Regions from separate parts of the Homo sapiens genome. Here all the other regions are linked to region 2. A link is a contact called in ENCODE Hi-C or POLR2A ChIA-PET data. All regions are on one chromosome and are shown on one strand. The core of a region is the stretch at or near the end of the contact, and the rest is flanking DNA. Distances in the headings are between cores, read along the strand shown.

The links. A loop is a pair of places that touch in the nucleus more often than their neighbours do. ChIA-PET counts read pairs that join two places held with the same protein, here RNA polymerase II (POLR2A). Pooled maps may share reads with other maps.
Region 1: a map with no recorded cell type shows a loop between it and region 2 (2.5-fold over the local background). The contact joins the promoter of SLC1A4 here to the enhancer-like site in region 2. A Hi-C loop is called at or near these places in 5 of 37 single-sample maps with no recorded cell type and 5 of 50 pooled maps. POLR2A ChIA-PET finds 5 or more read pairs at or near these places in 3 of 52 experiments (T-cell, activated T-cell and activated naive CD4-positive, alpha-beta T cell).
Region 3: a loop to region 2 is called in a pooled map, with 3 times the contacts of the local background. The contact joins the promoter of LINC02245 here to the enhancer-like site in region 2. A Hi-C loop is called at or near these places in 7 of 37 single-sample maps with no recorded cell type and 2 of 50 pooled maps. POLR2A ChIA-PET finds 5 or more read pairs at or near these places in 2 of 52 experiments (BJ and activated T-cell).
Region 4: a pooled map shows a loop between it and region 2 (2.4-fold over the local background). The contact joins two enhancer-like sites. A Hi-C loop is called at or near these places in 2 of 37 single-sample maps with no recorded cell type and 2 of 50 pooled maps. POLR2A ChIA-PET finds 5 or more read pairs at or near these places in 3 of 52 experiments (OCI-LY7, activated CD4-positive, alpha-beta T cell and naive thymus-derived CD4-positive, alpha-beta T cell).

What each region holds. Positions count from the first base shown.
Region 1 is chr2:64,986,801-64,990,676 of GRCh38, forward strand. SLC1A4 (solute carrier family 1 member 4) reads left to right here and starts at 2,599. Exons shown (of 8, transcript NM_003038.5): 1 at 2,599-3,370. The coding sequence starts at 2,844. RefSeq lists silencers at 1,909-2,608, 2,819-2,998 and an enhancer at 2,601-3,185.
Region 2 is chr2:64,091,048-64,094,666 of GRCh38, forward strand. PELI1 (pellino E3 ubiquitin protein ligase 1) reads right to left here. Exons shown (of 7, transcript NM_020651.4): 7 at 1,605-3,619. Among named protein-coding and RNA genes, the nearest start is that of PELI1, 52 kb to the right of the region's middle. Within about 2 kb of position 1,549, at least 3 of the 41 ENCODE cell types and tissues checked have a DNase peak (open chromatin) inside an H3K27ac peak, as active enhancers do; they include OCI-LY7, where a contact is called at or near this core.
Region 3 is chr2:64,930,893-64,934,544 of GRCh38, forward strand. LINC02245 (long intergenic non-protein coding RNA 2245) reads right to left here and starts at 1,555. Exons shown (of 3, transcript NR_036586.1): 1 at 1,453-1,555. RefSeq lists enhancers at 1,930-2,069, 2,110-2,179, 2,220-2,369.
Region 4 is chr2:64,724,949-64,728,810 of GRCh38, forward strand. No RefSeq gene overlaps it. Among named protein-coding and RNA genes, the nearest start is that of SERTAD2, 73 kb to the left of the region's middle. Within about 2 kb of position 2,228, at least 7 of the 41 ENCODE cell types and tissues checked have a DNase peak (open chromatin) inside an H3K27ac peak, as active enhancers do; they include OCI-LY7, where a contact is called at or near this core.

The sequences.
Region 1 (3,876 bases), core at 1,349-3,848, 900 kb after region 2:
TTAGTAACAGAAACTCCAATTTTTTAACTGGGTGGATGCCTGTGTAAAACAAAAATTACATTCCCTAACGTTTCTTGCAGAAAAGAATGGTCATTTGACTAAATTCTTATCGATGAAATATAAGAGAAATAATGTGTATGACTTTTAGGAAGTGTTTTTAAAGAGAGATGCCATGCCCTCATTGCTCTTTCTTTTCTGCTGGGTGAAAGCTGAACTTTATCCTAACATGTATATTACTCATTAGGAAGATTAGCCTGGGGCAAGGCAAAATACAGGATGGTTGGAACAAGAGGAGCATTGGAGGTGGGAAGACTAATTGGGAGAACATTTCAATAGCCCAGATAAGAAGTGAGGAAATAAGAACTGAGCCAGTGTGGTAGCAGTGGGAATAGATGGGATGGGCAGATGTGATAAATATTGTGAAAGGAATCTCTGTGGGACTTGGCAATTCATTAGATGAGAGAAGGCACCACAGAGGGAAGAATCAAAGTTCGCTTTGAAGTTTCACACAGAGGTGACTGGGTCATCAATTATGTTTTAACCGAAGGGATGAGCAGGTTTGAGGAAGGCAACCATGAGTTTGGTTTTGAACATTTTAGTTGGGACGCCTGCAGGATATTCAGGTGAAGATGTAAAACAGGCAGCCGAAGACTCATTTCTGGAGCATGATTTGAGAGTCTTTTGCATAAACGTGGTAGTCAAAACAAAGGGAAGGGCTGATTGGCAAAACACAGTGTGTGTCTGTAGGAATTACTCTTTCTTCAGTGCACATAGAGAAATGAACTGCATTCTGGAAAGCCAGATATAAATATGTGCAGCTCTTCATCTGACACTACCTCCCCCGCCCACCCCCCCCCCCCCCACACACAATCCTTACAAGTTCTAGCCAATAGCTGGCTGGCTCCAAGCAATAAAATACTCACTGTCTCAAAATTTGGACAGCTCCTTAAAGTTCCTTATGAAGGCATTTTGATTTGCACAAATATGTCATGACATGTTTTAAGATGACTCCTTTATAGCAAGAAATCTATAGTAAATTGCCTTCCTCCTTAATTGAGGTTAGCCACAATTAAGTCTTCCCTTGCCTGGCACAGTGGGTGGTGCCAGCTACCAAGGAGGATCCCATAAGCCCAGGAACTGGGAGACCAGCCTGGGCAACATAGCGAGACCTTGTCCCAGAAAGAGAGGAAAGAAAGGAAAGAAAGGGAAAGAAGGAAAGAAGGAAGGAAGGGAGGGAGGGAGGGAGGGGGGGAGGAAGGAAGGAAGGAAGGAAGGAAGGAAGGAAGGAAGGAAGGAAGGAAAAAGAAAAAACAAAAGACCACCCACGGAAGTCTTTAAAGAACAATTCACAAGCAGAATAAAAAAATATAAAAATATAATAACTGTGATACAGTAAAAAGACTCAGCAGAAGTTTCCCTTGTAACTCGCGTGGCCAAAGCAGATATCAAATAAAAGATGAAATAAACAGGAAATCCATAGAACGTGAACAATAAGGAACCGTTCAGGATGGCCAAACCGCCGTCTGCGCTGTTTTCTCGCCAGGGCTCAGGCCTGGGAACGGAAGAGGTTAAAATCCAGTGGCTTGTGTTTCAGCTTTGGTTACGTGGCAGAAACCAACTGGAAGTGGTGGCGTGAGAGCTCTGTTTCTTCTAGAAGAGCTTTGCGTCTTAAACGCCCATACCGCAGACAGCTGCCTGGCGGGCGACCCAGCCCCATCCTGATGGCCCCAGGACACAAGCCCAGGAGCGCCCCGGTGCGCGCGGTTCCGCGGCCCAGGGGCGCCGGGTTTGGTGGCACAGCGAGCCCCCTTTCTCTAGCGGTATGGCTGCGTTAGAGCCCTAATGAGCGCGTGCGAAGGCTCCCCTTATTCATCCATCCTCCGGTCCGTCCTTTGTCTCAAGGCCGGGGCCTTGCTGGGCACCATGGCGTGCTTTACCGCACAAGCCCCTGAGGACCCCTGGAAGAAGGGATCTTCCGCAGGAGGGGACGCGACGGCAGGACCGCCCCGGGCCCCCTCACCGCGCCCGGCCCCCTGGCGGGAGAGGCCGGCGAGCTCTGGAGAGGAGCGCGGGCCGCGCGGGGCGAAAGCGCCACCCGGGAGAGAGGGATCCTCCCCTCTCCTCCTCTCTTCTCCCCTCCCCTCCCTCCCCTCCCACAGTCCTCAGGAGGAGGAACGCCGCTGCGTTCTAAGTTCTCCCGGGCCCTCTGGCCCCGAGGACTCAGATCCCGGCCGCGGGAGAGGGCCCGGCAGGTGCCAAGGAGCCCGGGCGGTCCTTCAGCCCGCACTTCCCCGCGGTCGCCCGGAGCCGGCCTCCGTTAGCCGGGCGGGTAGGCGGCTATTGGCGCCAGGATTGGCCGGCGCCGCCCGCGCCCCCGCGGCCTCGGGTGGAGCCTCCCGCCCGGCCGCCCCCTGCGGCACCCGCGACACGGGTGGGGACCAGAGGCTCCCGGCGGCGGCTCCCGGCGGCGGCTCCCGGGCTGTGATTGGCCAGCGCCACAGGGGGCGGGACGGCGGGCGTGAAGTGAGCGGGCTGGGGCCGCTGGCGCGCCCTCCTACTTCCCCGTCTGCGTCCGCGTTCGCGGCTCCCGTTTGCATCATCTCCAGCCGGCGGCTGCTCCAGGGAGGCTGGGCGCGATCCTCTCCGCCCGCGGCTCCAACCCGCACTCTGCGCCTCTCCTCGCCTTTCTCGCACCTGCTCCTGCGCCAGGCCCGGAGACCCCCGGGGCGGCTTCCCAGAACCTGCGGAGCACAACTGGCCGACCGACCCATTCATTGGGAACCCCGTCTTTTGCCAGAGCCCACGTCCCCTGCCACCTCTAGCTCGGAGCGGCGTGTAGCGCCATGGAGAAGAGCAACGAGACCAACGGCTACCTTGACAGCGCTCAGGCGGGGCCTGCGGCCGGGCCCGGAGCTCCGGGGACCGCGGCGGGACGCGCACGGCGTTGCGCGGGCTTCCTGCGGCGCCAAGCGCTGGTGCTGCTCACCGTGTCCGGGGTGCTGGCGGGCGCGGGCCTGGGCGCGGCGTTGCGCGGGCTCAGCCTGAGCCGCACGCAGGTCACCTACCTGGCCTTCCCCGGCGAGATGCTGCTCCGCATGCTGCGCATGATCATCCTGCCGCTGGTGGTCTGCAGCCTGGTGTCGGGCGCCGCCTCGCTCGATGCCAGCTGCCTCGGGCGTCTGGGCGGCATCGCTGTCGCCTACTTTGGCCTCACCACACTGAGTGCCTCGGCGCTCGCCGTGGCCTTGGCGTTCATCATCAAGCCAGGATCCGGTGCGCAGACCCTTCAGTCCAGCGACCTGGGGCTGGAGGACTCGGGGCCTCCTCCTGTCCCCAAAGAGACGGTGGACTCTTTCCTCGACCTGGCCAGGTAACACTCTCCACCTCTCCCAGGGCCCAGTGGGAGACGCCAGTTCTCGGATGCCCTCCAGTTCATACACCCATATGCTTATACACTCCTAAGAGTTAATTCTTAGCTGGCTGCTGGTGGCGTTTAACGTTTTAAAAATATCAAAATGACGTCTGGAGTTTTTGCGTGCTGACCACACCTTTGCAAACAGCTGGGGCGCACCGCACAATCGAAAGAGCAGGGCCGCATCTTTGAGCAAGAACCAGTCCCCACCGTTAGGTGGGCGTTTGTTAGGGAAGAGCCAGCCGCCCCGCCTGTTCTTTACTCCTTATACTCTCGCGCTGCTCTCCCCGGTAAAAATGTTCCGACCACGCCCCAGTGGCTTCGCCTCATTTTCTCCCACATGGTGCCTAAAAGCTTCTGGGAGCATTGGTTAAGTTTTGCCTCTTGGGTCATCCGGCTTGCAATCTATGGCCTTCTCTGTTACAGTCCTTGGCTGCGAAGGAAGCTGGCAATTTTCTGCAGTT
Region 2 (3,619 bases), core at 299-2,798:
GCGACAGAATGAAACTCCGTCTCAAAAAAAAAAAAAAAAAAAAAAGTAGATAAAATTTGAGGATAAAACATTAAAGAATACTTATATAAGAGTAATTCTGAAAGTGGGGGTGACAGACAGAATAACAGAGTTCAGTGATGCAGAGTTTTGCTGTTCTGATTTGCTATAGGGCAGTGCTTAGAGAAAACAGAGAAGGGAATGGAACATAGGTTTATTAACCAGTGGTCTCTAAAGTGTGGTAGCACAGCAGGGTGTGGTGGCTCAACACCTGTAATCCAAGCACTTTGGGAGGCTGAGGCAGGAGGATTGCTTAAGAGCAGGAGTTTGAGACCAGCCTGGGAAATCTAGTCAGACGGCGTCTCTACTGAAAATGAAAAAAATTAGCCAGGAATGGTGGTGTGTATCTGTAGTCCCAGCTACTCAGGAGGTAGAGGTGGAAGAATTGCTTGAGCCTGGGAGGTTGAGGCTGTGGTGAGCTGTGATTGCACCACTGCAGTCCAGCCTCGGCAACAGAGCAAGACCCTGTCTTAAACAAAAAAAGAAGTGGTAGCACAAGATGATCCATTGCAACGAAGGGCCAAAGTGTTAGAGTTATGTTGAGCTTATAACCTTAGAGACATAATAAGTGGACTTTCACCAGTGCCCTCAGTCTGGGTCAGACGGGAAGAGTGAAGTGGGACACTCAAATGTTAGAAGTAATTAATCCTAGCACTTTGGGAGGCCAAAGTGGGCGGATCACAAGGTCAGGAGATCGAGAGCATCCTGACCAACATGGTGAAACCCTGTCTCTACTAAAAATACAAAAACTAGCTGGGCATGGTGGCGGGCGCTTGTTATCCCAGCTACTTGGGAGGCTGAGGCAGGAGAATGGCGTGAACCCGGAAGGTGGAGCTTGCAGTGAGCCGAGATCACGCCACTGCACTCCAGCCTGGCGACAGAGTGAGACTCCGTCTCAAAAAAAAAAAAAAAAAGAAGAAGTAATTACATACTTACATTATTATTTATTCCTACCCTGCTTTACATGTACTAGAAGACTTTTACATGAGGGAAGTAAGCAAAGAAGGTTGCAAGAGGATAACCTAGTAAAAGAACTCTGATGTCTGAATGGCTTCCCTTCATGTCTTGCTTCATTACCCTAACATTTTAGATAAAGGGAAATTTAATTCCTTGAACAAATTAAGTAGCATTTAAATATAAAGATTACTTTGATAAAAGAGTTAAGCCATAAAGATTATCTTTCTTGAGAATGCATTTAGAAGACCTAAATACAACTTTTTCTCCTCCTTGGCCAGAATACTGACATTCCCTTAATACAACTAAGTAAAAGTGTTCTATTAGGCCATGACAAAATAACAGTTCTGCTTGAACAGCAAACACCCAACTGATCATTTAAATTGCCTGAATTTTTAAAACTTGAATTTGATAGAAAATGAGCCAGGTTTTTCCCTGTTAGAAGAGATTGTTTTTACCTGTTAGAAGAAAATGCAGGCAACTTTGGGAAGGACGTGCAACTTTTATGGTTACGAAGCCACTATTTAAATAGTCTAACATGCAACTTACAGGTGCCAACTCCCTAGCAAGGCTTAACTTAGAAAAGGCCTCAATTATTCAACCACTAACAAAGTTCCTTTATTAGTAAGAGATGCTTTTAAAAAAGAACCAGATACTTTAAAGTGTTACATTAAATGCAAACTCTTCATCTATTTCAAATGAGTATTTTTGGAGTGTGGAATAGAGTTGTTCACAGTTTTCACTTCTGGTTTCTCATTCTCGATTATGCAAAAATGAACTCACAGAGACGAATTCAATTATGTATTTTGAAAAGTATTTACTTAGTTTAAATAAATTAATTGCAAATAAAAATTAAGCTACAATATATAGCCTGAATAAAAATGACTAGAACAAATACAACACAGGACTTGCTTTCTTGCATTAGTCACAAAGCATGTGACAATCTAGAAAACTTCAAAATCAATTACATTTCTTTGAAAAAGGGGTAACAGCAGTTACTGATACATCACAACTAATAAACTTATAATACAAGTTTCCTGACATGCATTTCCTGAGTGAACCCAAATGATCATTTTTTAAAACAAGGAAGTTTCGACAGTTGAAGTAAAATAAAATAATTCATGGCTTCTAAGCAACAAGTTTTGTTTTTTAAAAACCAAAAGAAAATTCAGAACAGTTTTGTAATAGGATAAATTAAAGGTATGCTACCACATATAAAACTTTGCTACAGTCAGTTAAGTATTATACAACTTTTCAAACTAAAGGAAAACAAATCAAAATATTAAAAGAAGATACTGTCTAATCTAAAAGTGTACTGGTTTCTACAAGTGTCAAAAAAAGATTTGATGTAGTGCAACTGTCTATACTTGTGGTGCCTTTGAAAAAAGGGTGGGAAGGAGGGGAGAGAAGAAACTTTTCTTGCTTCTGGAAGCAAAAGACATATTGGAATTAGAGAATAAACAGACCATGCAGTGCGTCACTCCACGCTGCAGTCATTGGTGCTCATCTGCCAACCAAACATTTCCTTAAGTCTCACTGTGGCAATCTCCTTAGGATTCAAACCCAGAGTTAAGGCTGGTCTGCTAAAAACGGGGGCACTATTGTCATTCAACCCTTTAGATCTCTAGATTTCCTAATGCCCGAATAAGGCCAAATACAGAATAATTAATTAAGCATTTCTTTTTCCAAAAGCAAATCAAGTCACTCTCCTTTCTTGCTAATTTATACTTTTTCTTATGGCAATGATTTTTTTCTAGAAACAGTGAACAGATGAACCACAGTTTATATCCAAAAAATAAACTTGCCAAATGCTGCTGATACTAAAAACAGATTAGTTATCATGGGAGAAAAATAGATAATCTAGATTAAATTGCATATCCAAAGGAGCATATAAAATGTTTCTTAGCATTAAGTTTTTGTTATAGTACTACGCTCGAGAGAAACATTAAGAAAAAATCTTTCCTGATTATCTTCAATGTTGTTAAAAACAAACACCTTTCACGCGGGTAATTAGTATGAATTTGGTCTTACAAATTACAAAGTATTCTAATTTACCAAATTCCATATTTAGATTGGGGTGGGGAGAGAGGCTCTCTCGTCCTTCTTCCTAACTTTGCAAATCCTTGAGCTAGGTTGCTCACTAAGCTACCATTCACACCAAGGGTGTGACACCATCGTTACCATGCTACTCTATCAAGAACATTCTAAGGTATTTTCTATAATAAAGATAAATAGAAAAAAGTTAATATACATGTCGCTGTATTTTACAATGTTTGCAACAAACTGTAAACTAACATAGTTTGAACCAACAGTACCCTCAGTTATACAAAACAATTTCAGCACTGAGGATAGGTGATTCAAAAACACTAAAAGGAAGGCATCAAATTAGACTATGTCTTTTTCTCCTCAAAATATATTTTCAAAACTCAGAATTCAGAAGACTGATACTTTCAGAAATTCCTTTGCTTGAGTTTCCCAGATTTTTGCTCAGAAATTGCTACTATTTATTATAAATGTTTTAAAAAATTCTTCATCTTAATGCAAATGACCAGAGCAGAAAAACTGTGACGTGGACAACAGGTTCGAAAACCCAACTCACTTAGCTTAT
Region 3 (3,652 bases), core at 305-2,804, 840 kb after region 2:
TGATCTGGAGTCCAGAATTTTGCCAAGTGCAGAGGACCACAGGGTATGATATCGACCAAGTTATTTGAAGTGACTGATTAGGTGATCTTGACTAGCTAGAGAAGGAAGACAGAAGAAAGAAAGAGCAACAATGGAGGAGTCAGAGGGCTCCAGGAGGTTGGAGGGCCATGACAGGCAAGAGAGTGCTGCAAACATGGATGATTTTGGCTAAAGTGAGATGTAGGAACTTGGGAATTCATAGGCGACAGGGCTCCTAGTACTGATGGGGTTCAGGCACAAGGAGGTTGGATACTGGCAATCAGGAAATGAAGGGCAATGTCACTAAATGGCTTGAGTCCCAAAGAGATAGTCATTTATTTTAATTTTTTTCTAGAGAAAAACAGTTTAGATGCATTCAGACTATTTTCTGTTTTTTCATTCACATGTTATTTTTTATGGAATGAAATCTATCAATATCTTCCTTTATGGTTTGGGTGATGTTTCAGGGTGTTCAATCATCCCCATTTGCATGGAACTGTTCAGTTTTAGCACTGAAAGTCCCACATCCTGGGAAATTCCTCAGTCCCGGGCAAATCAGAACAGTTGGTCACCTTAGAAGCCATGGACTCTCATACTTCAAAAATTACCAATAGTCTCGCAACCAGTTCTCTCCTTTCATTCTCATCCCTCCTCTCTTGCTGAATTATTATCCAAAATACAAAAGAACAAACTCACAGACTGGTAGGAACCTACATCTTTAATCCTAACCCCCGTTACCTGCTTTGGATATCCAACACTCTAACCAAATAGGCTTAATTAAATATGATTCCCCAAACACCCCCACCCCAGGTGTCTCAGTCACTCTGTGCTGTTATAAATGACTATATACTGGGTGGCTTAGACAACAGAGATTTATTTCTCACTGTTCTAGAGGCCGGGAAGTCAGATCAGGGCGCCAGCATGGTCGGCTCTGGTAAGGGACCTCTTCCTCGTTTGCAGATGACCATTCTCTCGTTGTGTCCTCACATGGCAGAGAGGATAGAAAGCAAGCTCTCTCCTGTCTTTTCATGAAGACACTAATCCCATTCATGAGGGATTCACCCTCATGGCCTAATTACTTTCCAGAGGCCACACCACCTAATGCCATCACAATGGGGACTGGGCTTCAACAAGTCGATTAGGGGGAAGGGGGGAGCCACAAGCATCCAGTCCATAGTACCAGGCTCTCATATCTCAGGCCTCTGTTCCTGGTCTTCTCCTTCCCTGAATTTTCTCTCCCTTTGCAGCCTGCCTGCCTCCCATTCTTCCTTTCAGACCTTCCTTTGAAGCAACCTTGTCTAGGAAGGCTTTGCAACCTGAACTCTTCCTCCTTAGATATTTATAGCTCTTTGAGCTCCTCTATTAATTATAACAAGGTAGTAAGTGACAGAACATCTGACACCAGATGGCTCAAACAAACGAAAAGCACCCTACCTTTGGAAGGTAGATCCACATTCAGGCATAGTCGGATTACAGGATCAGAGCATAGCCATCCAGATTCTGTATCTCTTCCTCCATCTCTCAACTCTAGGTTACCTCTCTCCTCGGGCAGCCCCTCCCCTCACAGCTGTAAGAGCATCGGCAGCTTCTTGGGCTGCATTTTTTCAGGGTATGGGAAAAGAGGAGGAGTTACTATATCAACATCCCCAGAGGCTGAAAATGCCCCTGACTGGACCACTTTATTCCATCGCTGTGGTCAGGAGGTTGTGCAGGGCCATGAGGCTGCACAGGTGGTTGTTATGCATTGCATGACACCAAGAGGTGCCATTCACATAGTCTGCAACACAGCTACCGGACCGAGCACACCCTTTCACCTCTCTGGGTCTCAGTTTCATGAGTCAGATAAGAGTGACAAATCTGAGGTCTCCTTTAGTCCTACAGATCTACCATTCCACCATTCTGTGACCTCCTCTGTTGAAATAGTATTTTAGTGGTTTGGCTATCTTTCCATGAAGAGTTCTTAAACTCTCTTTTTATCTATGTTCATCCCCCTCCAGAATAACAAGTGGGTGGTAAGCTTTTTTAAAAAGAGGAAGCAGAGAAGCCCAAAGAAATTAAGATGTAAAAATAGTACATTGTGAAAATTCTCAGTTCCGTGTTACCACTGGTCATATCTATTTGGCTGGACAAGTTATAATGTAGTCGCCATTTGCTGAGTGTTTGTTACATGCTTGCTTCTAAATGTTCCTTGTGTGTTACATCTTCTAGTTTCTTCTGGTGACCCCCATGGACTAGATGGTACTGTACCTGTTGTTCCCATTTTATAGACAAAGAAAGTAAGCCCTGGAAAGTTGCTCGGGGTGCATGTTCACCGAATGGTGGCATCTGGATTTGAACATATGTTTGCTGGGCTTCACATTTCTCTCTGACCCAACACACTGTGTCACTCCTTCGTCAGAGTCTCTGCTGGAGTTCATCGAGTCTCAACTGGGGGCTCTAGCCCAAGGGAGTGATGTACTTGCTGGTTCACAGGAACATGAGTGTTTTTAAAAGGAAGATTCAATTTTAATATAATTAATAATTATAAATAATAACAATTTTATATTTGGAAATTTTTATTTTCTGACAAAAGTATAGAAAGTAAAATTCAATAAAATACTCTTGGCTGGTTGCAGTGGCTCATGCCTATAATCCCAGCCCTTTGGGAGGCCAAGATGGGTGGATCACGAGGTCAAGAGAGTGAGATCATCCTGGCCAACATGGTGAAACCCTGACTCTACTAAAAATACAAAAATTAGCTGGGTGTGGTGGCACACGCCTATAGTCCCAGCTACTCGAGAGGCTGAGGCAGGGGAATCGCTTGAACCTGAGAGGCAGAGATTGCAGTGAGCCGAGATCGCACCACTGCACTCCAGCCTGGTGACAGAGCAAGACTCCATCTCAAAAAAAAAAAAAATACTCATGGCAAGTGGGGACACACAGACAAGAGAGATGCTTCTTCATGTATCAGAACCTTGGGTCAGGGATGACCTTTGAGACTTGTATGTCGATCTGAAGAAGAAATTGTTTTTAAAAAGCTGAAAAGCACAGATCGATACAATAATGGGCAGGTCTTATTTTAGTTAGTATCTGTTTCAATTCAGTCTCTACTTTGCTGCCCAGGGCTGTGTGTATGCCACTAACCTTTCCCAGGGAGTGCTGGTCAACCAGGAGAGCAGGCTGGATGTTGTAGGGGAGCCCTGCCTCTCCAGGCAGCAGCAGGTAGGTCAAGACTCAGACAGCCTCTCTTCCAAGCCTGGCTTCCTGGATCTTTGTCCAACCCTAACGTGTGATGGGAGGTACACAATGCAAAAATAACCAAAGAGACCTAACTGGGTTGCTGCTGAAAACAAGGGCTTTTTCATATGAAGATGTCACATTAAGGAAAGAATACCATGCAAGCTGATAGACGACTGTTCCGCAGGAAGGTGGAACCAAGGTGGTCCCTGCTTGTCCATGCATGGGGCACCATCTCTTGGTGTTTCTAGAGTAATGAATAAATGTTCTTGTATTCCAGTGAGTTTCCTAGTGGATAGTTCACTGACCTGTTTATTTGCAGGCCTAGATTCTTCTGTGTAAAAATGGAGACTTCATTTTGCCCTTGGCTTGAACTGGTGCTCAATACCCACAAGTCCTACATGATTCTGTCTACAAA
Region 4 (3,862 bases), core at 978-3,477, 630 kb after region 2:
TTTCATAGGCTTCTGATGCTTTCAATCAAATATATATGCAACGCCTGTTTTTGTCTAAAGACTTGGGGGCTGAAGTGATGAACTGAAAATTTCAATCCCAATAAATAATAAACACATTATTGTCCTAAAATTCATGAACCTCCCTGTCCTCACCACACTCCATTTATCATGGAAAAGGGAAAACTGGAACAATTCATTAAAAGCTACAAATATAAAAAGATTATTGCCGGCCGGGTGCGGTGGCTCACGCATGTAATCCTAGCACTTTGGGAGGCCAAGGTGGGCGGATCATGAAATCAAGAGATCTAGACCATCCTGGCCAACATGGTGAAACTCCGTCGCTACTAAAAATATAAAAATTAGCTGGGCATGGTGGCACGTGCCTGTAGTCCCAGACACTCGGGAGGCTGAGGCAGGAGAATCACTTGAACCTGGGAGGCGGAGGTTGCAGTGAGCCAAGATCGTGCCACTGCACTCCAGCCTGGCGACAGAGCAAAACTCCGTCCAAAAAAAAAAAAAAAAAATTATTGCTGAAATTCAACTGTCATCTTCACTACTATAATGAAATAAAAAATATTTTGGGGTAAACATGGTAAGTGGAGGTGGAATCCTCAAACCTTCTTTGGCAAAGTTCATGTATGCACTATTTATAATATTTTACTTCTGTCTCTGGCCTGATTTAAAGCCAGTGAGACACATTATGGTAGTTAGGTACTGCACAATCCTTTATCAATAGAGTGTCTTTATTTTTTAAAAACTAACCCAAAATTGGCCAGGCGCATGGTTCACGCCTGTAATCCTAGCACTTTGGGAGGCCAATGCAGGCAGATCACCTGAGGTCAGGAGTTCGAGACCAGCCTGATCTCTACTAAAAATACAAAAATTAGCTGGGCATGGTGGTGGGTGCCTGTAATCCCAGCTTCTCGGGAGGCTGAGGCAGGAGAATTGCTTGATACCGGGAGGTGGAGGTTGCAGTGAGCCGAGATCACACCATTGCATGCACCTGGGCAACAAGAGCGAAACTCCGTCTCAAAAAAAAAAAAAAAAAATACCCTACCCAAAACCATTCGATACTATTGAGTTCTTAGGCCCTGGAGAACTAACTGAGGGCAAAATCACCTGATTATAGCCAAATACTGCTGACTGAGAGGCAGAAACCTGAGTAAATGAAAAGAGGTTGACTAAAAGGCAAAAATGGAAGCTAAGTATGATCCACGCAAAGCAAGCAGGATACTGAATGCGTTTTTATAAGTTAAAGAGAAACTCATCCCTCTAAGAATGTAACACAGCTTCCTCCCATACCTGCTTTATTGGAGACTAGTTTGCCCTTGAAATTTACAATCCAGCTGCCTTTGTGTATATCTGAATATTTCAAGCAGAGTACTGTGAAAACTGACCCACTTATACAATGCAGTTTGTTTAGTTTGGGAAGCAACTATTGAGAAAGACAAACTTAATTCTGGTGCAAATTAGGTCTGTAAAGGCATTCTGTGAGTGTTCATTGGCAAAGTGATCTCTTTCATATAATGGCACTTGTAATTATTCTGATCAATTTTGCATTCCCTATCAATTCATCTTGACTTGGAGACAGCCCAAATTATCAGGGGTGCATTCAGAAAGGCTCTCCAGGTTGTCGGCTGATCAGTGCTGAGGGAAGGCCATGAAACATGTGGCTTGCTCACCATCAGCTCTTTGAAAATGTATTTTAAGGAGTTCAAAGTTATTAGCAGAGCTTTTATAATAAGATATGAGTAATATGGGATTTTCTAAGTTAAAACTTTTAGGGGCAAGACCTAAAGAGAAACTTGGTGCTAACAATCACAGTTTGATTTGCTTTTAATCTTATACTTCAGCTTCTCAGGGATGGGTGGCATTATTCCAAAAGTTCCAAAGTGGCCACAGTTGCTATTTTTCTACAAATAGGAGGTCATATAAGAACATATAAGAAAGGGCTTCTTCATAAATGTTTCCAGATGACCAAGACCAAATTTGGATTATCTATGACATTCTTAGTCTTTTAAATGGCTGAAGACTTAGCACTAGGTGCATTTTCTCCTGGATTAAGTCTCTCCCACTAGATCCAAAAGTCCTCCAGAGCTGGTTCCACACAGGGCTTTGCACAGAGTAGATACTCAGGAATATCTGCTAGAATCTCAAGTCAAATTAGCTCTTGAGACAAGAACTGTACCTCTGTTGAAGGAGGTGTACTTTAACAGAAAGAACACAATGGTCTGAGTTTGAGGAAGTGGGCCCTAGTCTTTGCAATTAACTGGAGTTTCACTTTCCTTATGAAGGGCTTTACTCTAGATTTAGATATATACACATATTTGAACCAAATGGTCCCTAAGGTTCATTCAGCATGGTTCTAAGTAAGAAATAACAAGGCTCCTCTTTTATTCAATTATTGACTTCAAAGTCAATCAAGAAGCTACCCTTTGACGGTACATATGTTCTTATTGTGAGTAACATGGAATGGCCACTGAGGAAGATTTTTAGACGGTGATTTTCTGTGTAAATATGAGAATGACAGGGAAGACAGGAAGCTAGATGCTATCAAAGTGCTGGTTGCATGGTGGAGGGAATACTGGAGCAGGATGGCTCTAATGACTACTAGCTGTATGCCCTTGGACAAGCTGTAAACTCTCAGAAGTCTGTTTCCTCATTTGTAAAATGGGAGACAATACCTCACAAGGTGGTTGTGGCTGTGGGTGTTAAATAGGATAATGCTCATGAGAGCACTTACAAACTGCAAGGCACCATACAAATACAGATGGTATTATTCCTTGTACCAACCTGCCAAAAACGGTTTTTTCAACAAACTCTGAAGTATTAAAATAAAAAGCTAATGTTTTCCCGAAGAACTAAAATTGAAATTCTTTGTTTTCTGCTCATATTATATCTAGGTGTGGAGTGGACAGCAAGACAACTTAAGAGTTAAAATCTAAGCCCAGCGTGGCTCTCCAGCTGGTCTACCACTGACTTCGGTTATCTAACATCTGGCCTCTGCCCTTACTACTATTAGTTTACAATTACAAACAACCTCAGGCAGTGCTGAGAAACTCCATTGCCTGTTAGATGATAAGCTGGGGCACTTTAGGAATTGTTTTGCTTTGTTTTGTTTTTAACTTAAATTTGGTTTGGGCAGACCCCCTGCTGCCATTCCTGTAAGAATAGGTGTGGGTTTCCCCAAGGGCAGTGTTGGGGAAGACCCGGACTGGCATGCATGCTGCACTGGCTGATTTCTGCACTGCATTCCACAAGGTGCCCACAGCACTGCAAGGGCTGCCCTCTGCTTGAGCTCCTGCATGGCTGCTCCCTGCATGAGTAGCTTACGTGCGGCACGGCTGCTCCTTGCATGGGCAGCTCCAGCAAGGCCAGCACAATGCATTGCACGGGCCGCTCTCTGCACGCACCACTCCACGCTCACAGCAGCCCCAGACTTTGAGACTTTAACTGCAGAACAGAAGTGAGAGGCTTCGGCTGGCAGCTGTTAGTTGCTCCTTATTCTTTGTCACTCACAGAAAAAAGAGAAAGATGGTAAGAAGGCAGTGACTTGTTTTCTTTGTTTCTTCATAAATGGAGGCTTTAAGAATATTCTATAGGCCGGGCGCGGTGGCTCACGCCTGTAATCCCAGCACTTTGGGAGGCCGAGGCGGGCGGATCACGAGGTCAGGAGATCGAGACCATCCCGGCTAAAACGGTGAAACCCCGTCTCTACTAAAAATACAAAAAAATTAGCCGGGCGTAGTGGCGGGCGCCTGTAGTCCCAGCTACTTGGGAGGCTGAGGCAGGAGAATGGCGTGAACCCGGGAGGCGGAGCTTGCAGTGAGCCGAGATCCCGCCACTGCACTCCAGCCTGGGT